3 separate regions of the Homo sapiens genome follow, and regions 2 and 3 are each linked to region 1. Evidence: chromatin loops called from intact Hi-C (ENCODE). Cell type or tissue: heart right ventricle. All regions are shown on one strand.

Region 1 (8,000 bases):
TAAGAAGATGCTCAGTGAGAAATGGGGAACATTCAATAGGACCCAGGATTAGCTTGAAGGAACTTCCATGGGCCACTGAAGGGACTCTTCTACATCTGGGACAATTTGAGCATCAATTATAATAATGTATTCTATTTCACTGAATAAAATAGGAATCCCTGAGAGCACACTGATAGAAAAATGCCAACTAGGCGGGGTGCCATGGCTCACACCTGTAATCCCAGCAGTTTGGGAGGCTGAGGCACACGGATCCCTTGAGGTCAGGAGTTCAAGACCACCCTGGCCAACATGGTGAAACCCTGTCCCCATTAAAAATACAAAAAAATTAGCCATGCGTGGTGGCGCATGTCTGTAATCCCAGCTAACCGGGTAGCTGAGGCAGGAGAGTCGCTTGAATCTGGGAGGCAGAGGTTACAGTGAGCTGAGATTGCACCACTGCACTCCAGCCTGGGCGACAGTGAGAATGAGACTCTGTCTAAAAAAAAAAAAAAAAACAAAAAAAGCCAACTAATAAATATAGAAGGGATGATAGAATTAGAAAATCATCAGTGGTTGCCAAAACTAGTTTGATAAGGGTGAAAGGTTGATGAGAAACAGAATATTTACAGTCTCAATGCATCTCCCCTCAAATTACTTATTACTTACAAAAGAGAAAATGGTAACATGGTGGAGAAATTTGGCAGACACTCCCTGTTCCATTTGCTTTGTCTACATAACAAATTACCCCCAAACTCAGCACCGTTAAACAGCCATTTATTATGCTTGTGGATTCTAGAGATCAGGAATTTGTATAGAGAACATCAAGGATGGCTTGTCTCCGCTCCATGATGTCAGGGGCCTTAGTTGAAAAACTCAAAGGCTAAACGCTGGAATCATCTGAAGACTCCTTTACCCACATGACAGCACTGGGTGTTGTGTGTGGCCGAGAACCCCAGTCCTTCCCCAGGTGGCTGGTTTGGGCTTCCTGACAGGATGGTGGCTACCTGGATTCACCACTGTGCAGTTAGTATTTTTCACTTTGTAATTGATAAATAGCTTGTAGGGAGATGGTTTGAGATTAGATGAATATCCTATCTCTTGATCATGCTTTTGGCCACTACTTTCAGCATTGCTGCAAACTCTTTTTTAAAAGGCCAATTTATTTCATAGACATGTACATTTTTTTCAAAAAGTCCAAACTCTAAACAGTGTAATTCTTGAAAGCACAGAATCCTTTAGTTTGGCTCACAAGCTTGATCTTTGAAAAAGCCCTCTGTTTTTCCAACTTGCTGGTCTTTGCTAATCAGATAGGGGTTTAAAAAAAGATATTTCATTATACTTTTAAGGGTCTATTATTATAGACTGAGCTCGAGCATCTTTTCATGTTTGAATCATTTGTATTTCATTTTCTGATAACTGTTCTTATCATTTGTCTATTTCATACTTACTTACAGAAGTTTTTAAAATATATTAAAGAAAGTAATTATAGAATAGAGAAATATATTCAGGAAAATAGCCCTTTATCAGTTACACAAGTTGCAAGCATCCTTGTCAATTTTGTGTTTGCCTTTTATCTTTTCATTTTGATTTAGTGTTACTTTTAACACAAAATTTTTTGTTGTTTCTGTTTTGTCGAATTTACTAATTTGTGTGTGGGCGTGGTTTCTTAGAAGAGCCTTCCCCATTCTGATATTATTAGTTAAATCTCCCATTTTTATATACTACTTGTATGATTTCCTTTTCATGTTTATATATTTAATCTACCTAAAATTTATTTTGGTGTAAGACCTGAGATCCAGCTTTTTTTTAATAAGATGATCCACTTGTCTCAATATCATTAAATGAATAGTCCGCATTTTCCCTAAGGGTGTAGTTTATATCGTATACTAAATTCCCATATGTATTTGGTTTGACTTTCTAGTCTGTATTATTGATTTAATCATGCATTTGTACCACATTGTTCTAATTACTATAGATTTATAATATGTTTCAATATCTGGTAGGATGTTTCCCTCCTCGTTACTCTTTTTTTTCTCACAATTTTTCTGTCCAAGAATATGCTTGCTTGTTTGTCCATGTGAACTTTAGATTCAGTTGACATGCCTAAAAACTTCTGGACTAATTTAAGGAGACTTGACATCTTCATGATATTGAATCTTCCCAAGTATGAACGTTCAAACAGTAGACCTTTCCATTGCTTAAGGCTTCTTTTGTGTCTCCTTTCTTTGCGTAGCTTAAAAGAGCATTTTAATATGTTTTTCACAAGAGCTGACCACTGTGTCTTCTTGCCCTGTCCTGTAAGAGCCAGCCCCCATTTGTTGCCATTTCTGGACATTTTTTTTTTACAATAAAGCAACATGGATGTGGAGTTTTAGGATGAGTATACTAAAGTTTCATTAAAATATAGTAATGTGGGCTAGACACAGTGGCTCACGCCTGTAATCCCAGCACTTTGGGAGGCTGAGCCAGGCGGATTACCTGAGGTCAGCAGTTCGCAACCAGCCTGGCCAACGTGGTGAAACTCCATCTATACTAAAAATACAAAAAATCAGCCAGGCATGGTATCAGGTGCCTGTAATTCCAGCTACATGGGAGGCTGAGGCAGGAGAATCGCTTTAACTCAGCAGGCGGAGATTGCAGTGAGCCGAGATTGTGCCATTGCACTCCAACCTAAGCAACAAGAGCAAAACTTCGTCTCAAAAAAAAAAAAAAGTAGCAATGTGCTATTGCACCTACACTTTCAAATTTCAAGTAGAAAACAATACTTCTGGTGATGCTGAGAAACTCAATACCATTCCTCAGAGAGCCGTGGCCATCAGCAGACAAATTTATTTGGGGGGTATTTTATCTGTTTCATCGCTATTACAAATGGATTCTTTTCTCCAATCTTGTCTTCTGCCTGATTGCTATTTATATATAGTTAAATGGGTTTATAGGTTCTCTAAGCATATTACTTAATGGGAGGAAGAGAATTTAATTTCTTTCTTATAACAATCACCAACCATAATGGTAGAAAATGAATCTCAGGCTACATACCAAAAAGAACTTCAGGCAGTTCTTTTTTCTTTTCTTGATAGAATGAAATATTAATAGAACATTCAGCAAATTGGCTTTTAGACTGTACATATAACTATTCAATAAGTAAATCTTAGAAAAAATAAAAACAGCTTCCACTTGTATTAACTGTATCAGCCCCAGTTAATACTAGTGATGAGATAGAGAGATAGAGGGGTGAGATATGGAAGAAGATTTTGCAGTACTTGTCAAAAGTTATAACCATACATCCACTTGGGGTGTGGCCTTTGCAATCGTTGCACTGCCTTAAAAAAACTCTTTTTTTGGCCAGGCACAGTGCCTCACACCTGTAATCTCAGCACTTTGGACGGCCATGCTGTGTGGCAGACCCCAGCAGCCCACAGCAGTGAAAAGTGCTCTCCATGCTAAGGTAGTGCCCAGCACAAGCCATGTAGACTCCAGCCTCAGCCAGCTCTGGACTCTAGGCTGACCATCACCACCCCGGTTTAACGGGACAATTAATAGCCTGCTTTCCGCCAGAGACAGAAGTGGAAAATCAACTACGGAGTTTTAACATTCTTTAATTATGGACACGACCAGCTTCAGGAAACCACTGATTTCATAATGGCCTCCTCCCAGTGAAGCAGCTGTTGGGCACATAATCCTGGGCACAAGGCACTCAGGGCACCGCGTTGGCTTCTTCACAGAATGGCCACTGGGGGTGCTTCCTGACTCCATAGGAGGGGCTAGAGCATGCCCCTCCACACTCAGTAAGCAAAGATGGATCCTCCTCAAATGTCGCATTTGCCACAAGAACCCTCCAAAGCTAGCATGCTTTTAAAAATTAATCAACTTTTTCTTCAAGAGCGGCCCCTTTTTAAAAGAGATCTATTGATGTACAACATTTGTAAAGTGATTTGCAATTTTCGGTCTCCCTTGCCCTCTCCTTATCCAGTCTTAAAATAACTTCAAGAGGGAGGTGTTATGCTAATCCTTAGTTTACAGGTGAGAAAGCTGAGATCAAGGAGGTTCAAAGGCTTGCCTGAGGTTCCACAGCTGGGAGACAGAAACGTCTATAATTGGCTGTGGCCCCTGGGGGTGGCCAACTACAGGGTGGCTGCTGCTATCTGGGTAGCACAGGGGAAAATAACAAAGTAAAATTGTCTGCTTCTGTTCACACAGCTTAAAAAAACCTCTGTCCATCTTCCAATGGTTGATAAAGCAACCTGCAGAGCAAGGCTTTGCTTCTGTTTTGTGTGGAAATCTAGGTAGGAGGAAAGAGACAAACGGTGTAGTGTCCCAAACCTCAGGAAAAGGCAGAAATAAACTCCATGAAACCACAGGAGAGAAGCTGAGACAGATTGACAGAACTCCGAAAGAGAAACTGCCAGAACCCAATGAGTCATGAGCTCTTAAACGGAAAATCAGGCTGCATAGTGCCTGCTTAGATAAAAGAGATAATTAGATCTTTTGTTTGTATATTTATCCTAAATGGCTTCTCCACTCTTTGACGATATCTTTGCTAAGATTTCCACTGTTTTATATAATGAAGTTTTATGGGATTTTTTTTTTTTCAAAGAGGAATCTATTTTTATAGAGCTGGAATATTGTGAGGCTAATTTTGTATCTCAAAAAAGCAGGCTCTCTGCAGGGGAGGCAAGTGAGTCTCTGTCGCCACCTAGTGGACATTGCTAAATGGGAGCCAGCGGAGAAGGCTCCCCATAGGCACTTGGAGCCCCCAGTCACATTGCACCAAGGACAGACATGTGACAGCCACTGAGGGGCCAAAGCAGTCTTAGCAGGCCAACCCACAATTGCGTGTCATTTCTGATTAGAAGCACATCTCATTTAAAAGATCTTCAAACATTGCTTTTAGCATTTGTACCTAGAGTGAAGCATCACAGATTAAGACCAGGTGTGGTCTCAGCTGGTCCATGTGTCCTGATCCCTGTCTGTTCTCCAACATTATTTTCATATATTCCCCTTAACCACAGTCCTGCTTTGTTGACTTCAACATTCAATCCAGTATATGGACCATTTGAGCTGACCATATTCTAGGTCCCAACCTGAAACTGGTTCTTTCTTCTGGCTTTCCAACCCTGCCTTCACCTATGACATGCCACCATGCTACTTCTCCAGCTACTAAGGCCTGTCATCTAGGCCTGTCTAGAAAGCCAAAAAAATATTTTTCACCCCTTTTCCTCCTGGAGCCACGCCCTGACCTTTATGGCCTGAATTCTGGATTCGTTCATTTATTCGACACGTTTTGACTGGACACCGACTGCTGTTATTTGCAGCTGCAGCATTGTAGAGAGAAGAGGCCAGTATGGCCAGTGGAATCAGGAGAGGACATCTTTACAGATGGCTTTAAATAGGCAGCCCAGGTGGAGAAGAAGAAATAGTTTCGTTGCTGGGCTTGAGCAGCATGATCTCTTTCCAGTTCAATCCACCATGCCTCCTCAACCTGACTTCTCTCCTTTATTCCTTGACTCAAAATCCTTCAAAGTTCCCTCCTGCATCCATGCAGCTCATCCAAGGAGTCTGCATTATCCTGTGCTCAGAGATACAAACAGGGGTGGGATTCAGTTCCTGACCTTAAATTGCTCAGCATGAGGAAGACAGACCAGCAGACCCAGGGTGTGGAGACAGCTGCCTAAGGCTGGGCTAATGAGTGTCTGGGGAGCCAGAGAGGGTGAGACCAATTCTGCTGGGCAGCAGGGAGAGGCTGGCCAGGGGAGGTTCCCAAGAGAAGGTGACATTCATACTGGATGCTGAAAGATGGATAGAAGTTTATCAGCAAGAGGAGGGGGAAGGAAATGTGAAGCAGAGAGCATTCTGGGCAGAGGGAATGGCAAATGAAAAAGCACAGAGTTATGGAAGAGTTAGGGGTCAGGGACATTGGTCCTTCTGCACACCCAGGAAAGGAGGTGCACAGCTAGGGCAATAATGACCCAGATTCCAACCACAACACTGGATGTGATGGCCATATGTTCATCCCCACCATGTGGGTTTAACATTCCTGAGGTTCCCTGAGGCAACAAGAACTAATAATGAGGTTTCAAATGAATACAATCCCATGCAGTCACTTTGAGTCTCATTTCCCCTGCCGCTGCACTGATCTGGCTGGGGTTGTCTGGGCCCAGCCATTGTCATCATCTCCGACTCTGGAAGCAAGGCTCATATCTACAAGTCACTGTGTGGACCGAACAGTGTGAGTTGTGGGACTGAGGCATTGATTTCCCAGCTGTGGCATTGGCAGATGATGGCTTAGATGAGTTTTCATCTTGCTCACTTTCAACTTGCTCTCAGTTACAGAGAGCTGCCTCACCGAAAGATATGTCCCCTTCCAATAGATAACCCCTTCCCATAGACAATCCACATCTAATAGATGGGTAGATGCAGGGGGCAAGGCCTGGACCCCTGGTTTTCGTACAGCAAAACTCTGAGGGACCATCCTAGATCCAGACCCCCAGTGGGATTGGCTGAAACCTTTGTCACATTTGCATCACGGCCCAACTCTGTCTTCCCAATGTTGATCCCAAGGGCATACTCCAGTCAAACTTCCACACACAAATCTGTCTCAGAGTCTGCTTTTCAGGGAATGATTCACAACAGATAGCTTAAGAAGCCTGGTTCCCATTCAAACAAGATCCTACAGGATGGACATAGACCCAGAGACCTCACTCAGAGGAAACTGAAAAACAATTCTGCTTCCCCCAGTTTAGCCCTCGCTCAGTTAAAATCTACTAGGAAATAGATTTCTTTTCCCCTAGAGGTTTGGGAAATTTGTTTGGGAAATTAAAATTGCTTTTTCACAAGCAAGACAACTAAGGGAATTGAGAGCTCCCCCGGGGGTGAGCCGAGATGAAGGCCCTCCTGTGAGGAGATATTGCCAATATACTTAAGAGCAAGAATTTCTATAAATAGCCCCTCGGAATAAAGGAGATGGTATTGCCAGTAACTGCTCTATGACTTCACTTGAAAGCCTCAACAGCAAAGTGATACATATTATAGACAAAAGAGCCAGTCAAACTCGTGTCCGCCCAGCCGGCTCAGTGCCATGGGAGGGCATCCACTCAGCTGCCAGTCCCCGAGGGCAGGGGCCAGGAGCCCAGCTGGTTCCTTTGGGCTCCACTGTAAATGTGGAATTCTAGATAGACTTTTAGTGTCTCTCACAGTCTAGGTGTTTCTCTGGGTGGGGAGTGCTCCTCAAGTCTCTGCTTTTGCAAATTGACTTCAAATGGAATTTAGAAACTTGCTCCCATCCCTACACCACTTTTATCTCCTCCCTAATCCATCTTCTCAGCCCCCACACCATATCCCTGCCCCCCTCTGAAGGGTGGGTCCTCAGAGGTCTATCAGGGAGAACACATGTGCCCTCTGGTCCACTTGATCAGCTGAGACATCTTACCCAGGGCTTACCTGTCAGCTGAGATGAACCTGGCAATGTCACTTCAGAGGCACCAGCAAGGTGTGTCTGAGAGCGAGTGCTGGGGGAGACCTCCAGCCATCTCACCAAGCACCTCTTTTACTCCATGGGAAAAGGAGGTCCAGGGAAGTGAGGTGATCAGAGCCCAGACTGGATTCCTAGGCCAGTGCCCTTGGCACCGGACACTCTGTCGAGCTGCTTTCATCGCATATTATTTGATCACATATTTAGTCAATCACCTTAGTGAATAAATGTTAAGCCCCTAGCATGGACAAGCACAGAGGTAGGTTCACTACAAAGAATTGGGAAAGTCTTGGTGGTGCATGGTGTGACGCCAGAGGCAGGCACACCTAGGAGGATATGGTGGCACACTCTGGAGAAGCACCCAGTGTCTGCAGGAGGCCTTAGCTCCAAGAAATGATGGGTGAAGACTCAGAAAGGCCAGACGAAGGGCCAGGGACAAGTGTCTCTACCTTACAACTTGGCCAGGGGCAGGCCTGACATTCACTCAGCCTCCAGTGTCTAAGAGCAGAGAGTGGGCACTGCTTCCCAGGACCGGCTACATAATTTGCAGGGT
Region 2 (8,000 bases), 220 kb before region 1:
GCCCTCCTGCCCCTGAGCCTGCCCTCATCATGCCCATTGCCGAGGCCTCAGGACTGAATCACATTTTTGGAGTCTTCCCAGGATAAGCCAATAGGCATCATTATTCTACAGCGATGCTCATGTATAATTATAATTATTATCCTATATGAACGATCCATTGCTGCTGTGTAATTCCAATGGTAATTACTGGCCTTCTGAGGATTGAGCTGGCTTGGACGGTGTGTGCCCGTTTTCTCTGAAGCTGCCCTCTGGAACACAAGCAGGTAGGCACTGCCAAGTGTCAGAGGTGCTCGACAATTTTTCCCTCTCCACTGGCCCTTACTTCAATTGCTAATGAGAATAAGAGTGGAGGTGACCAAAGGAGTAATTGCTGTCTGGAAGAATTTTCTACCATTTCTTCTCGTCCAGGGCCAGTCCAAGTGAGTTTGGGTAGCAGAGCCAAGAGGTTGAAAATAAGATGGTGCAGTGGAGTCTCCGGCTGAAAACAACCTCCCTCTGCCCTCAGCAGTGGCTTTGACGGGTGGCTGAGAGCCAGGCCTTCGTAGGAGCCTCCTGAGTAGTTTCTTACCCTCTGTCTTTGAGCTCCCACCACAGCATGTGCCAGCTTTCTTCAGGTGGATCTGCCCTGACCCCGGCTCCCCAGGACTGGTGCTCAGAGCCCTTCAGAATCTTCCCCTTTGTGCCCCAGCCTCCTGCCAGGCCCTGCACCAGCCCCTGATTCTTACTGCTCCCTGGGCACATCTCGTGCCTTGGTGCTTCTGGGCCTTTTCTCCAGTGGTGATGGCCTGCTCATAACAGGGCAAAGGAAGCTCCTCCGAGATGCCAGCCATATCTTCATAGTTATCCTGTAGCCCCTGAAGAGGAGACCCTTTGACCTGAGTGCCGGCCACAGGGAGGCCAGGATGCTGCCTTTCCACTCAAGCAGTTTGAGCTATTCCTCTAGCCAAGAAATGCCTTACCAGGGGCCAACATCAGTTCATTGATTTTCAACCAAACACAGATTCGCTGGGCAGGAGGAGGCAATAGAGGGCAAGGCAGGAGCTGAGCCTCGAAAGAGCATGCACCAGCACCAGCTGTCACACGGCCCACAGAATGCCCCTCCCAGGGCTGTGGGCTCCTGCTCCTTCCACCTCCCATCTGCAGCAGAAGGGTGCGAGTCAGTTCCCAGGAGACGGCTTCTCCAGTTTGAAATAAACATCTGTCAAGGTGGGACCAAGAAGTATACCCTTGGTATCCCGGAACGCAATGGCTTCTAGGTAAGAGTTAAACCGGCCTTAAACTGTGCAGAGATGAAACACCTTACCCCTGCTGCACACAGTTTTAGTCGACCCAAATGCAATCATGGAGATAAATAACAGGGAAATTAATTAGAAGAGTTGCCAAAAATACCCATTTTTCCTCTTTTTCCATTTGCTCCTTTTTCTCCTTTTGGGCCCTGAGGACCAGGCTGTCCATCCAATCCGTTGTGTCCTGGCAACCCGCCGGCTCCCGGAGGTCCTGCATCAAAACACAGAAACAGGGACATTAACCAAAAAAAAAAAAAAAATTATTCACTGAAGTTACTGTCATTTCCTTTACCAGTGAAACTGAGCAGGCATCAATTCCTTTTCCACATCCTTTCCCACTTCTTTCCTTCCTTCTCTGGCTGAAGCAGTGCCAAGTGGGGGGATGGTGATGGCAGAGCCTCAGGTGAGGGGCACAAAGAAGGAGACACACAGCCAGGACTGCCTCCAGGCTCTTGCCCTCCCCGCATCTGTCCCAACAGGGAGATCCTAGGGTCTGGCCACCCACAGCCTCCCCTTGAACTAGAAAATCCATGGGCTCTTACCTGGTGGTCCAGAAGGTCCTACAACGGAAAAAAAATTTAGTTGAGAAACCAGCACCGAACCCAGAAAACAAAGAGCACCCCCGACCTTCAAATCTCCTAATTATCTACTGACCCTAAGCAATGGATTTGACACCTTGTATTTAGAACTCGTTATATTTGGCCAAAAGACCCTTTAAAGCAATTCAACAAAGACCCATTTGCCAATCAAACCACTTTTGCTTGTTTCAATGAACCAAGATTAATTTCTGAGCTGTCCTCACTCTAGATTGATAAATTAGTCATCTCTCAAGCAGTCAACCTAATAAACGGAGGGCCAGTAACAATGCTGGTGGCCATGAGTGCAGCCCTAGCATGGGGGTTAGCAAATGATGGTGCTGTCATTGTGGGGCTGAGATTTGGCCGTCCCAGGAGTTCTCCAAGTGCTGTAATCTAGCTAGCTTGTCTCATCTGAGCCACTGGGGGGAGTCGGGAGTGAAAGCTGGCTGGCTAGATTTCTCTTTTGTTACATGAAATAGCCTGAGAAAAATTGAGAGCCCAGATCAGGTAACAAATACCTTCCTTAGCATGTAATTACTCAAGGATCTAAGGGGTTCACATGAATTTTGCTCCCACAAATAGGGGTGTCTTATTGTCGACTATTCTATTTGAGTACTCAGACAAGCTAATGAGGTTGTAACATGAGCACTTGAGTTCCTTTTGTTTCTTTTCTTTTCTTTTTTTTTTTTTTGGAGACAGAGTCTTGCTCTGTCACCCAGGCTGGAGTGCAGTGGCACCATCTCGGCTCACTGCAAGCTCCGCCTCCTGGGTTCATGCCATTCTCCTGCCTCAGCCTCCCGAGTAGCTGGGACTACAGGCACCCGCCACCACGCCCGGCTAATTTTTTTTTTTTTATGTATTTTTAGTAGAGACAGGGTTTCACTGTGTTAGCCAAGATAGCCTCGATCTCCTGAACTCGTGATCTGCCCGCCTCTTTAGACCACATATAATGATTACCAATATTGGAATGGTGAGGTCTTTCCATAAATCTAAGCCTGTGACCATTCACAAAACAAGCATTGCTAAGCAGTTATTATGTGCATCAAACTCCACCAAGAAATCTTGGTGCCTGTATCCTGTTGTGTTCACAGTCTACGTGGGAAAGATGGACTCTTTGAAACCATAATGCAGTATGAGAGAGCTACAGTGAAGTCTCCACTCCCATACCCCTGACAAGGGGTACTGGGGAAGTGTGGGCATGCAGTGGTCTGAGAAGGCATCTCAAGAAGATGATCCTGGAGCCACGACATTGAAGAAACGGGGCTTAAGATGGCAGCAGATGAGGTCTGGCATTCCATGAAGGGGCCACCAGGAGTAAAGGTACAGAGGTGGGGACTTATAAGATTCAGGGTGGGAGGAAGTTAGAGGACTGGCCAAGTGTGTAGAGATGAGGCTGAAGAAGGACCTGGGTATGGTGGGTGGCAGAAGCACTTGAATGTCAAACCAGGAGGTGTAGATGGTATCTGTGAGGCAGGAGGGAGCCATGGGAGGTTCTTAGGCAGGGGGATGATGCTGTGAAAGCAGTGTGGGTTTGATAGCCTCTTTGTCGTTGGTAGATGGATAGAACTAGGTGCAACAAGACGAGAGAGACAGTGACACAGAGACAGGAAGAGAGACATGGAGGATGGGCATTGCAGAAAAAAAAAAAACCCTAGGGGATCTTTGTAGCTGTCAACTCAGTGACAAGCTTGTGGATAAATGAGCTGACTGTAGAATTGTAGAGAAAGCTAGACATTCAAGAGGTATTTCAGCAGAATGAGCAAGAATCCACATCTGATTGGGTAGGAGGCAAAGGAGGAGGACATTCAGATAACAGGGGGCCTGCAATACAGATGGATAGAGGCTATTTTGACAGGCGTGGGGACTTTTGGGAGAAATAGGTGTTTGAGGATATGCTTTCAATACATAACAGTCCTACTCTGGGCAAAAATGGCTGGCTAAAATGGTACCACATTCTCTAGGGTCAGTACAGCCTGTGTCTCCATGACTTTACCACCAGATGGCGAACACGTACTGGGAAGGGGGTGAGGTGGCCAGTTAACAGAGGTCAGAGGAAATCAATTAATCATCGTTCGCGACGACAGAGGGAGCCAAATTCGGATATAGAGACTGGTGGAAAGAATAATTTGACTGTAAGACACAAGACTTGCCTGTACACAGTAGGTTTCAAAAGTTCTCACGACAGTCTGATAACCACGTCCATGCATCAGTACTGTTGGTGAGAGCTCCCGGCTGAAGCTGTATATTCAGGACACGTTAGCCGTGGCCAAGGCTCTCACTGTGGTGATTAGATTAGGGTGTCCTGCAAGAGTTCCACTGATGCCCTATGGATAGAGTTCCTCTCATATGAATCCACAGAATCGCCTGCAATGCCTAGTAAATGCAGATACCCAGGCCCCATCTGGGGTTCCTAATTCAGTTTGGATTTAGAGTGAGGCCCAATAATCTGCATTTTTATCCGAGCATCATAGATGACTGGAATGGAGGTGGTCATGGGCCCTCTGATGTGGTGTGAAAATTTTCTGGGAAAAGAATCAGTCACCATCAGCAGATCCTTAGAGGGGTTCTTGATCCTAAAAAGGTCCAGAGCTGCTAGTCTTAAGGCAAGAGTAAAAAGTCTAGGCTAGAATTGGGGATGGAAGAGCGGGAGGGCCACACCCCACCTGGGGAGAGGCAAGTGAGAGAAGAGGCACCAGGAAAGAGAGAGTTGTCAGAAGACACTTGGAGGAGGAAATCCAGCAGGTCTAATTCCCCGCAGCTAGATGAGGAGAGAATTTCAGAAGAGAAAGGAAGACAGCCCCAGAGAGCTCAGCAGTCCGGGCAGACATAAAATGTGCTGAGGCATAGGGAGTTATGGTGATGGCGGGATGTCCTCCGTCCTCTCAGAATGCCAGCCTGGCTCTCCAGGGGCCTGACATCTGGAAGAGCTCCCACATGTGTCAAATAATGTCAAATGCCATGATGTGTGCCAACTGGGTGTTTAGAAAACTGTTTCTCAGCTCCTGACCCTTCTCCCTTTCTTGAATAGCACATCCTCAAGGAATATGTGCAGACATCCATGATCATGCTAATAGTGCATGCAGGGCTGGTGTCCTGGGCCTACCACCCATGCAGGTGCATAGGGTTTCACCTCACAAGGGGGCTTCAGGTGTGGGCTTAATGCTCTGCAGTCGCCGTCTAGAAATTCCCAGTGATCTTGTCTTTGAATTTGTGTAAGTGAAGTCCAATGGGTCAATAAAGTATGCACAGGGGGCTTGGTGGGGTCCCAACTCCCACCACCTTCCTAGGAACTGCCACCTGCTCCCTTGCCCCATGATGTGTCCTCTGTACTCCTTGCCCCATCAGTAACTTCTGCCACCTTCCACTCTGGTAGGGGCTGGGGCACAAGTGCAGGAAAGGTGGGGCTGAGTGGTGCCCTGCGTGCCTGAGTCACAGGGAAGGATCCCTGGTGCCTGTGAGGGTCTGTACTTGCCCCATAAGTATTCTATGCTTCATGGAGTATGACATTAGGTAGCAGATAAAAACTCACACCAAAACAGGTCAAGACTGTGGAAGAAAGAAGAAAGCCTTTTTCCTGCTTCTTTTGGACAAGAAACCCTGCATTTTCATTTTGCACTGGGCCCTGCAAATTATGTAGCTCATGCTAACTGTACCCATCCCACACTCCTAACCAGAATCGATTAAAATTGGGTGGATGCTTGATAAGAGCTGAGCCACTTAGATATTTTTTCCCTTGAAATCTAAAATTGGCTCACAATGCCCCAGTTATGTAAACTTGAGGTCTGTGATGGCCATGAACACCAAAAACAAATCAGTCTGCAGAGAGAAGTGCCAGTTCCAGTCAATTAGTGCTGGCTTTCTGGAACAGCAGAAAAGAATGCTATGAGGCTGTGCTCAGCAGCATTGATCCGTGATTGATATTTGCCTAGGCATAGAATAAGAGACTAGAGACACGTATCATAACTGGATTAGGGTCACTTGGCTGCAAGGAGAATGTGTAGTGCTTCTGCCCCAATACGCAGTTCAGTAACATGATGATTTAGATATTTTCTAACAGATACACACGAAGAGGATGCAGTGAGTGAAGAATAACCCAATAACATGGCTTCTTCAAGATGCCTGCTCTCCCAGAAGATATGCTTCTGGGTCCCCAAGGAAATCTGGGCTCCAGAGTAAGATGCATTCAGAAAAGCATGTGTTGTTTGACAAACTCTGTACTAGCAGAATAACTAATTACTCTAGCTAGGGGATTACCCTCACGATCCAACTGAGATGTTAAAGGTTGCACAGAATCACATAGCATCTGTCCTGACTGCCGTAGCAGCAACAGCTGGGCAAGGAAGAGGAATGGGAGCCAGGTTACCTGGTCACAGCTGGACTAGCCTCAAGTTATGAGTGCCTGCTTTTTCAAAGATGAATCCAGTGGGAAGCTAAACCTTGTTCCCAGTCCCCAAGCCCAGGTTCTGCTCTGGCACATCTTCCTGCCAGGCATCCTCTTAGGGCTCGAGACCAATGCTCTGTGTCCACCCTCTGAAGCTACCCAGTTCATTCCTGGGTCCTGTCACTCACCTTGCTGCCCACTACCCTGCCCCCAATCCAGGCCTCGTGGTCTATCCCAAAGGATCCTCTCACTTTGCAACTTGTACTTTTCACATCTAATTTTAATTGAAGAACTTTCTGTGCAAAAGGAGGCCCAATTTCAAGCTGGCATGAAAGGAGAAGGTGCTGTCTTTTGAAAAGCACTTCAAAGTGCTAAAGAAAAACCTACTCAACCCACTTCCAGTGCAGACGTCGTTCCCCACTCTCTGCCAATCTCTCCTAAGTGGTCTCAATAGCTCCGTCCCATGCATTCACTGTACAGCCTGGCTCTCAGGTCTATATTAAAAAAATCAAAAAGGAAGAGGCTTTTCCTGTGCCTCTCAACAGGCTTTTGTGCCTGTAATTCCATCCATCCATTTCTCTAGCACTCATTACTGTCGCATGTAACTCTGAAAAAGGACTTCAAGAGATGGAAGAAAGATGCTTAAGCTACAAGAGTTTCAGAGTAAAGGACCAAGCTGTTCTGAAGATCTTTAATTTTCAGTGAGGGCCGGAATATGACTTGAGTTATTCAATTAGCATTTCCCAAGAAGTCACAGAATTATAGTTTTTCTCTCTGAGGCCAAAATAAGTGAAAGAGAGTCAGACTTGGATGTGGGGTTCCTGAGGGGAGTTTCTTTCTTACCATCTCACCTCCATTCACATACCCATATACTCACAGGTTTATTCACTCAGCAAACTCACATTGCACTCCTAATGCAAGGCAGGTAATGAGAGGGAGGTGGGGGAAATATTGGGGAAAAAGGCTAGGCTTCCTACAACCTGATGCAAACTGTGCAGGGTTCCTTAACCCTGAGAAGCTCTAGCCCGGCCTCCCCAGAGACTGGGACCATCAACTGAGAGATCCAGCAAAAGCTTCAGGTGGCTTCAAGGTCTCATGGTAATGTTTTAAAGTCAGAGGGGACTGCTCTAGCACTCCGCAACATCTAGTTTGGGCCACCACACCTGGCCAATCTGGCCAATAAGTACTTCTGATAAAAGAACTGTATTAATTAGCAAGGTCTTTTCCCTTCCTTTCTTTCCCCTTTTAAAAACTAATGGGAATAAGAAAATAATCTGTGGCTCTGGTTCAAGGTACCACACGTTTCTAATTACCCAAGTCCTAGTTATTTTCCATGGCTATATTTCTATGGCAATACTGAAAATATTATTTTTCATAATCATATTACAATGGGTTTTCAGCTCATTAAAAACATCTGGTAAAAGTAAACCAACATGTATTTTTATAACAAAGTGTCCCTAGGCGTTCATTCTGCCACGGGCCTTCAGCGGCACAAGTCCTTGTTGTGTGAGCGGCTCTGCTCAGCGGCCAGCCTACCTGTGAGGCAGATGCCCTTGGTGCTGTTGCACAGGTCCACCATCACTCGGATCTGCAGGGGAGAGAGGGTCATCAGAGCAGACAGTGGGCAGCAGGCCCTGGGCTCATCCTTTATTCAGACGAGCAGAAAGCAATCATAAAAAGTCACCAAGTAACTTTAGGAGAACCCGCGGAAGTTCAAGGAAAACGCAGTGATGTCCCACCTAGTGATGCTGCAGT
Region 3 (8,000 bases), 110 kb before region 1:
AGCTTCTCTTGGTACGCTACGATCTATTACAAAAGCCAAACATTCAGGGGGCGAGCTGAAATGACAAAATTTGGCTATAATTTATGTTGGCCCCTGACATATATATTTTTTTAATGGTTTGGTCTCTAAGCAACTGATCTCTTAGCAACAAGAAGCACCTTTATAAAAGATGGCACACGAAGAGTGATTGCCAGAAAAGCCACCTGGTTCTTAAACAGCCGCGCATCATTAGCAAAACTCACCATCTTCAAGAGTCCAAAAACTAGAAGTGACCAGCAGACCCAGGTAACCTTGATATTTGCACATTTTCCTGGGGAAAAAAAAAAAAAAAAAAAAAACTCATGCAACTATTGAAGAGAACAAAATTCTTTGAAATATGTTCATTTTTGAGGTCTTATTAGTTGGTCTTGACTAACTTTTAATAATAGTATGTATTCTTTTAAATAACTGCTTTTTGATTTTTTTAAAAAAACGTGATATTTGTGATCAGAAAACAGTTCACTTGAAATATTTCATTGGCATGAGAATGGAAGGAGGGGAACAATCTATCTGTTTCAGAATTTATTTCTGTAGGTTTTCATTTGATGGGAAAAAAATCCACATCATGGCAAAAATAGGAGTATACAGAATGTCACCCAAGTGGTGTGCACTATTAGGGAAATACGCGTATTTATTTTCTAATTTATTTTCATACTGCTTAAATATTTAAAGAGTAGCAAAATAATTTTACTTTCAAACTTTAGCTTTTTAATCCAATGTCAATTCCAGTAGAAAGTGATAGTCTTTTGTTGCAAGTGTTCAAGGACTGGTTTTTTCATTTGCTTTCATTGCCGTAAGAAAAGATTCGTTCCAAAACTAAAAATAGGAAAAATTACAGGCATCTGTACCTTGTTTGCTTTTTTCAGGTACCCAGGGATTGAAGACTTAAATGTCTTTCCAGAAAATTGGAATTAGAAATGAGAATTGTTACTTCATCTGTACTCCTTCAATAAAGATTGCGTAATTATAAACCCACTTGGGGCACTCAAAGGGCATAAAAAAGGAGATATTTTATGGGGATGAAATAAAAATCCTCCTAATTGAGCTTGGAAACAGTGTTACACAGAGATACTGCAGATCTAAGAAAACAGACTAGAAAATTGCAGTTTCAATAAAGACAAGTTGAAATAGTGACACATAGTTTTATTTTTTATAAGAACTGCTTGTACCACTTTCTCTCTTTTTCTTTCTTTATTTCTTTTTTCTTTCTTTCTCTTTCTCTCTCTCTCTTTTTTTTTGTGCCCTTTCAGAGGTGCAAATACCTCTTTAAATTGAACTGTATGCTGACATTCTCTTGGAACCAGAAAATGGGATGCTTTGTCTGAATACAAAGCTTGGTAATGGGTCAGGGCATTCAAAACCAACACAATCCCACAAATTTTGGGACTTACAGTTGCTCCTCTAAGCAAAGGCACCTCAATAGCACATTATGATTACGTTTGATTTTAAAAGCTGCTTATGACTTGTATTTCTGTTACTGCTACCGACTTCAGGCAGGAAGAATTCATTTTTGTGGAGACTTTGCTTGAAGTTAGAAAGTTGGGTGTTTTAGATTGAATTGCAGAAATTTTTTAAAGCAATGCACTATGAAATCACAGAGAAGCATATAGGTTTGTCCTTCAGAACTAAAATTGTATGTACTTGCAGTGTGGTAATTACTGTAGAAATGGTTTGTGGCTTTAAAGTTAAGGAACTTGCATAAATAATTACAAGATGTAACTTGTGTTTGCTATGTCTGGATATGTTTTCAGTTTTAACTGTACTGTAGTTTCCTAAAATATGAAGGGTAGTTAACATGAAAGCAAAGGTATGGTAACATTTATATTGCAAGTGGCAGCTAAGTTTTTGCAGTGGTTCTTTGGGACTTTGCAAATCGAGTCACTGTGTCTTTCGAGTTCATGTGTTCTGAGTTTTATCTATACATGAGGAAACAAGGGGGTCAGTGGGCCTGTAGAGCTTGTCATTTTGGCTGGCATAATGAGCCATCTGACGAAGATGGACAAACTCCTGCAAGATGTGAGATAGACTATGAAATACTCTGATTAGACTGGCTGCTATAGACTAAGCCAAATCATTCTGCTGTGTTAGGATTAGTTATTTCTGAGACACGCACTTACATTCACACACATGCCTGCATATAAATGGTCTCAATATAAATCTGGAAATCAAAACAAGCCTCTCTATCAGTGAGAGCTTCCTAGGAAAAAGGATAGTTTTAATTTTGTGAAGGACAGTTTCCATCATAATCTTCATTTAGCGTCTAAAAGTCCTAGACAAACTTGACGGCCCTTTTCCTTCAAACCTCAGGCTGGAATCTGGTGTGGGGCTGGCCGGGGGGACACAGCAGCTAGCAGGCACACTGTCAAGCAGTCCTGCTGTAGGGGCGATCTATGTTACAAATGAATCCATTTACTTTGGACACTTTACTACCTGAACGGAAACAATCAGGCAGGAACTTGTTCAATAACTACATGGTTGGCCTTTCAGCAGAATTTTTGAACTCTTATAAATAAACCATACTTGGGATAATTTAGTCTTTCTCTGGTGAGAAGGAAACAAGAAAAAAAAATGTGAGCAGTCACTCTTGAGTTAGGTGCTTGACGAGGACTGGGCAATTTACAACGTGCAGTTTTGCTTAACCTTTACAGCAACTGTCCAGAAGTCTCCGTGTCCCCATTTCACACATGCCTAAGCCAGATCCAGCAGTTTGCCAGATGTTACCTAAACAGTAAATGGCAAAGTTGGGATTTCAACCCAGGACAGTCTGACTCCCAAGCCTGTGCATTTTCCTTGTGTCAGAATGGCACAAGTAGCAATTTAAAACTGACACTAAATAATCCCTCTGGTCTTAGTAAAGCAAAAGCTCTGAGTAGGGCTGGAGGTGAAGATTTAGGCATCTTTTCACAGAAGAGACTCCTTAACCACTGGTTCTGTTGGGTGGAGTGACTCAGGTCCTGTGTTTTCAAGGCTGCCATTGGCTATGAGCCAGAGGTGGGTGCTCATTTAGGCTGTGGCCGTGGTGGCCACAGGCCATGGCACCATTTCTTGCCATGATGCACATCCCAAGTGAAGTGGGGTAGGACTCTTTGAGGTTCCCTTTCTGTGTGAACAGTTCTGAGAACAGGGCTTCCTGGATGTCCCCTCCCACCCTGACACGGGCCACAACAGTTAGGGACTGCACAAGCAGAGTGGAAGCCAAACCACAAGCGGAGCGGAAGCCAAATCCAGAATGGGCCAAGTGACATGTCACCAAGTTAAGGTGAAGGAGGGAGAGCCCAGGTGTGGCTGGGGCAGGCCTGAGAGTGGGGGTGAGATGACAATAGAGAAAGCAGAGCTTTCTCCCCAGCGTTGCAGGATTTCGGTATGCTGTCCCCTCTGGCTTATGGTGTTGCCCCTTCTTTCTTCTTCAAATACCCCTGACAAAGGGATCAATCTTAGAGAGTTTATTAAAAAAAAATCTTCTTCTAAATAGTATTTGGGCAGGAGATGATGTATACAGGAGCGAGGGCCAGGGAGGCTGTAGCCAGTCCTAGAATAAACACTCTGTGCATCTCTATTTCTTGTGATCCTTCCATCACTCAGACACCTGGAGCATCGTGCCTAAAGCCAGACAGTTCATGTAGGTGGGATTTAAACTCAAGTCTTTTGGCTAGAAACACTGTGGCTCTTTCATACAACTGGGAAATATGATGGTATTTGTAGGCAGATACAGATTCTGAGGTGGTCTGCCTTGCATTTGGCATGACCATCAAGTGAATACGAAGAGAGCTCTTCACCTGTTACACTTCAGTTCATCCTCAGAGGAGGGAATAACGCTCCCAAGAGGCATAAGAGGCAACCTCCCATTTCTTTTTCCATTCCCTCCCCACTCAGGGATATCTATGGGTAATTCCTCTAGTCATGAGTCAGAGGGCTGATGGGCAGCTCAGGAAGTCTGAAAAGAATGCCCAGTAATAGGTTCAATTTTTGTACAAAAATCGGTAATAATCCTTGTGCAAGTAATCTTCATGCCTCTACTTCCCTAGGGTCCTTGTCTCCAAACAGACATGTTCACCCTGCTTGAGTTCTTGCCTGGTGTGTGGTACTATTGATGTATATGGCTGGCACATTGACACCACACACCTGCCGTGGACAGCACGTGCCCAGTCCCACTCTCTACCTGGTGCAAAGGAAGTCTCCTTTTATCTGGCAATTCTGGGTAGAAGAAGAGGGCCACTTATGTCTTTTGTGTGTGTGTGTGTGTGTGTGTGACAAAATTTCACTCTGTGGCCCAGGCTGGAGTGCAATGGCATGATCTTGGCTTACTGCAACCTCCGTCTCTCGGGTTCAAGCAATTCTCCAGCCTCAGCCTCCCAAGTAGCAGGGATTACAGGCGCCTGCCACCATGCCCGGCTAATTTTTTGTATTTTTAATAGAGATGGGGTTTTGCTATGTTGGCCAGGCTATTCTCAAATTCCTGACCTCAGGTGATCCACCCACCTTGGCCTCCCAAAGTGCTGGGATTACAGGCATGAGCCATTGCAGCCGGCTGTCATTTTTTAAAAAGCATAGCATTCTTACTCTGGGAACTGACTTAGAGGTTGCTTAGTTTGGACTTCTCGGAGGTGAGGGGCCTGAGTTGAAGTGATTTTCCCAAGGGCTGTGCAGCTAGGCAAAGGTGGGATAGAGCTCAGTTCTCTTGACTCCCATTCCAGTGCTCTTTCCTCTGTACCATAATAGTTGCTATTCCTAAGAAGAGGGTGAGAGTAGACTATTACCCTTATTTTACAGATAGAAAAACTAAAGGCATAGTTAGATTAGGGATAACTGCCACTCCAAAACTATGAAAGTTATTAAATCTATGAGAGTGATTTAACTAACTGCTTCCCTGGATTAAAAATTTTTATTTTGCCTGCTGAATATAAACATGTAAGGTTCAGTGTTAAAATGAACACATCAGAGTGTCCAAACACTATTCTGCCTATTGATCATATAGTTTCTCTCCTGTATAAAAAGTGAGGAAGGGGGTCGGGTGTGGTGGCTCATGCTTGTAATCCCAGCATTTTGGGAGGCCGAGGTGGGTGGATCAGGAGGTCCAGAGTTCGAGACCAGCCTGGCCAACATGGTGAAACCCTGTCTCTACAAAAATTAGCTGGGTGTGGTAACGTGCACCTGTAGTCCCAGCTACTCAGGAGGCTGAGGCAGGAGAACTGCTTGAAACCAGAAGGGCGGAGGTTGCAGTGAGCCGAGATCATGCCACTGCACTCTAGCCTGGGCGAAAGAGTGAAACTCCATCTCAAAAAAAAAAGTGAGGAAAGAAATGGAAAAATGGTCCCTCCCATTATGAAGCCTGTTGTCCTAACCGAGTATGCATTTATGGAATCCCTGAAAAAGACGAATCAGTGTATATCTGCATATCTGTCTATCTCAACTGTCACAGCCAAACTCCACACCAAAAATCATAACCAGGGGCATTGTAAGCAGTGGTCCTTGTGGATTTTTCTCCTGCTGGGCCAGTTTTTTCCCCTATAATAATTACAAACTTCATACATGAGTTTGGTACTACTCTAGAGGAGGCTCTAGCAAAACTACCCTGCTGTAGAGGAGCAATTATAGGAACTCTGCAATTCTGATGACAGTTCTAAAAACATAATGTGAAGGTACGAACTCATTAATATACAGTTCTCTGTGCCAGGTTCTGTGCTAAGACCTTCATGTAGCTTTTCTTATTTAGTGTTCACTACCTATGATGTCGATATTCTGAGCACCATTTTCCAGATGAGGAAGCTCAAACTCTTCTGCCAATGAGGCCAACACCATAGAGTGGTGTTTGTTTATAAAATGTATATTTTATTGCACTCAAACGATGTACCTGGCACTGGTCTAGATGCTGGTGCTATAAAGTTAAATAAGACATGATCCTTGTCTTGAAGAAGCTCATAGCCTAATGAAGCTCATTTCCAGTTACATTTGAGAACTTCTGCTCTTTGGGGCTAGTCTAATAGCACACAAGAGATTTACTCAGGAACACGTATCTTGAAGGTTGGGAAGGGTTGGAGAAGAAATACGAGGATAGGAAAAGATATGGCTGAGGTTAAAACTGAAGGGAAAAATCGAAGATGGACAGAAAGTTGGCACTCACGGTGTGTAGAATACAATGGGCACAAGCATGGATGAGAGAGTGCTGGGTTGTGCAAAAGTGTCAGCCAGCCTGGTGTTTCTCTCTTGGATGAAGGAGTTCCACACTGAGGCACAATATAAACAATGAACTTGGTGATATAGGACAATAGTAGAAAATCCTAAAAACCAAGCAAAGGAGTTTGGATGTAGTGAACAGATAACGAAGAACTGGTACAAAATCTGCTGATGCAAACACTGCTGGCTTTTTAATATCACCAGATTGTGAACACCTATTATGTAAAAAGTGCCAGAGGAAAAGATTTTTGTCAAAGTAACATTGACCCTGATGGGGGGATAATATGAACTAGAAGATCAGTCTTTGGAAATCCTTGGACTAATCAATCAAAGAGTGGCAGTAGCCACAGAGGATACAGCCTGACCTCAGACTAATTCAGAGAAAACAATGGGCTTGACTCAGTGAGTAGATATGGGAGAAGAGAAGAAGGAAAGAAAACCAAAAGGATGGTGGGATCCCTAGAACTAAAGAGAAGTCTAAGGCTTAGCTACCTGGTTAGGTAGAACTGTGGTGGAGCTAGTTTGTCAACAAGGTTTAGATCTTGTAAATTGTCCACCCAAGTGAGAGTATTCCTTGGAGATGTTAAATATGTCACCCAAACTATAAATCAAGACACGTTGGGTCTCAGAAAAGATGTACTCTTCTGAGAGTACAGGAAGACAGGGGAACGATCTGGAAAACATCATTTGGATGCTAAACTATTAGAAATTTCAAGGTGTTATAATTTTTTATGGGTACATTAGGGTTAACTGGGTAGTCAGAACTTTAGGTGACTCGCAGGCCTGGTTAGAGGGGTATTGCTCCCACAGGTGCTTGAAAGAGCATCTCTAAGAATGAGAGAGGGACAGAACAGAAGATCTGGAGACCACAGACTGTATGACCTGGGTGATTAAGAAGAGGGCGATAAAAAAGAATCAGGACAGAGTATGAATAAGAAGTGAACAGAGATGTGAGAAGAGAACCAGAAACAAACTGAGCCACGTGGTTCCAAGGAGACGTTCTCTGCAAAGGCAGCAGAGAAGTAAAAAAAAAAAATGCTTAGACTTGCACATAGTTCATCAGACAGGGTGAGAGGGAGGCCACTGATACCCTCAGAAAGCAATTTGGGAGGAACAGGAACCTAGGAAACCAGACTGGGTGGCAGTTGTTGTGGGGGTGGAATCCCAGAGCCTAGTCAGGCCTCAAGACCCACAGGGCCACGTGCTGAATGAACACAAGACAGTCGGTCTAAAGACTTGGGCCTCAGCAGAAACCCATTTTGGAATCTGTCTGCCTGTGTAGCCTGGGGATAGTCAGCTTGCGGTGGGAGGAAAGAGCATGAACTCTAGAGTCAGACGGATGGATTTTGGTCTTTCCTCAGAAAGAAACCAACTGTTGAGACCCTGTCAAAGAGATTTAATCTCTACTTCTTCATCTTTAAAATGGAGCTACTTCTACTTATCTCACACAGTGGTTTCCTTTTTTAATTTTAAAGACTCAAATGAGATAAGATGCCTATAAAATATGGGGGAGGTGTTCAGTAAATACCAATTTCCCTAGAACAGTGGCTGGTTATACTGTGTTACTTGGAGTATGAGATTTCTTCAGCAACTTCTAGAAGCTGTTTTTAGGGTGAAGGGGTTCCAGGTAGGGATAGGGATACTGATTGGAGGAGCTCCAGCTACCCACATCCCAGTTTTACCAGAGCACCGGGATCCCCCAAAAGCTTTTGCTTAAGGCGGTAGGGGAGGAAGCAGAGACCAAACTACTGGGACTAGTAATGAATTCAGCAAGGTTTCAGTTCAGG

Evidence for each region. Hi-C counts contacts between places; a loop is a spot of excess contacts. Peaks named below come from ENCODE experiments on the same cell type or tissue, not always from the same donor. Only the 100,000 strongest peaks of a DNase experiment are listed, where the experiment ranks them.
Region 2: a loop joins it to region 1, with 15 times the contacts of the local background. A loop is called at or near these places in 75 of 110 quality-filtered maps.
Region 3: it touches region 1 in a loop (3-fold over the local background); 24 of 110 quality-filtered maps call a loop at or near these places.

The regions. Positions count from the first base shown.
Region 1 is chr15:51,159,718-51,167,717 of GRCh38, reverse strand. All of the region lies in intron 1 of MIR4713HG (MIR4713 host gene), which reads right to left. Among named protein-coding and RNA genes, the nearest start is that of TNFAIP8L3, 69 kb to the right of the region's middle. In heart right ventricle, CTCF peaks have their summits at 4,472 and 4,673 (motif pointing left); a DNase peak (open chromatin) is centred at 4,697; H3K4me3 peaks cover 441 bases; H3K27ac peaks cover 696 bases.
Region 2 is chr15:51,377,282-51,385,281 of GRCh38, reverse strand. It overlaps GLDN (gliomedin), which reads right to left. Exons shown (of 10, transcript NM_181789.4): 2 at 7,782-7,833; 3 at 1,829-1,846; 4 at 1,390-1,497. Among named protein-coding and RNA genes, the nearest start is that of GLDN, 40 kb to the right of the region's middle. In heart right ventricle, CTCF peaks have their summits at 2,301 (motif pointing right) and 3,893 (motif pointing right); a DNase peak (open chromatin) is centred at 3,931; H3K4me3 peaks cover 364 bases.
Region 3 is chr15:51,270,293-51,278,292 of GRCh38, reverse strand. The region is part of intron 1 of CYP19A1 (cytochrome P450 family 19 subfamily A member 1); the gene reads left to right. It overlaps MIR4713HG (MIR4713 host gene), which reads right to left. Exons shown (of 3, transcript NR_146310.1): 2 at 243-310. Among named protein-coding and RNA genes, the nearest start is that of MIR4713, 32 kb to the right of the region's middle. In heart right ventricle, no CTCF peak of the experiment used is centred here; no DNase peak of the experiment used is centred here; H3K27me3 peaks cover 3,435 bases.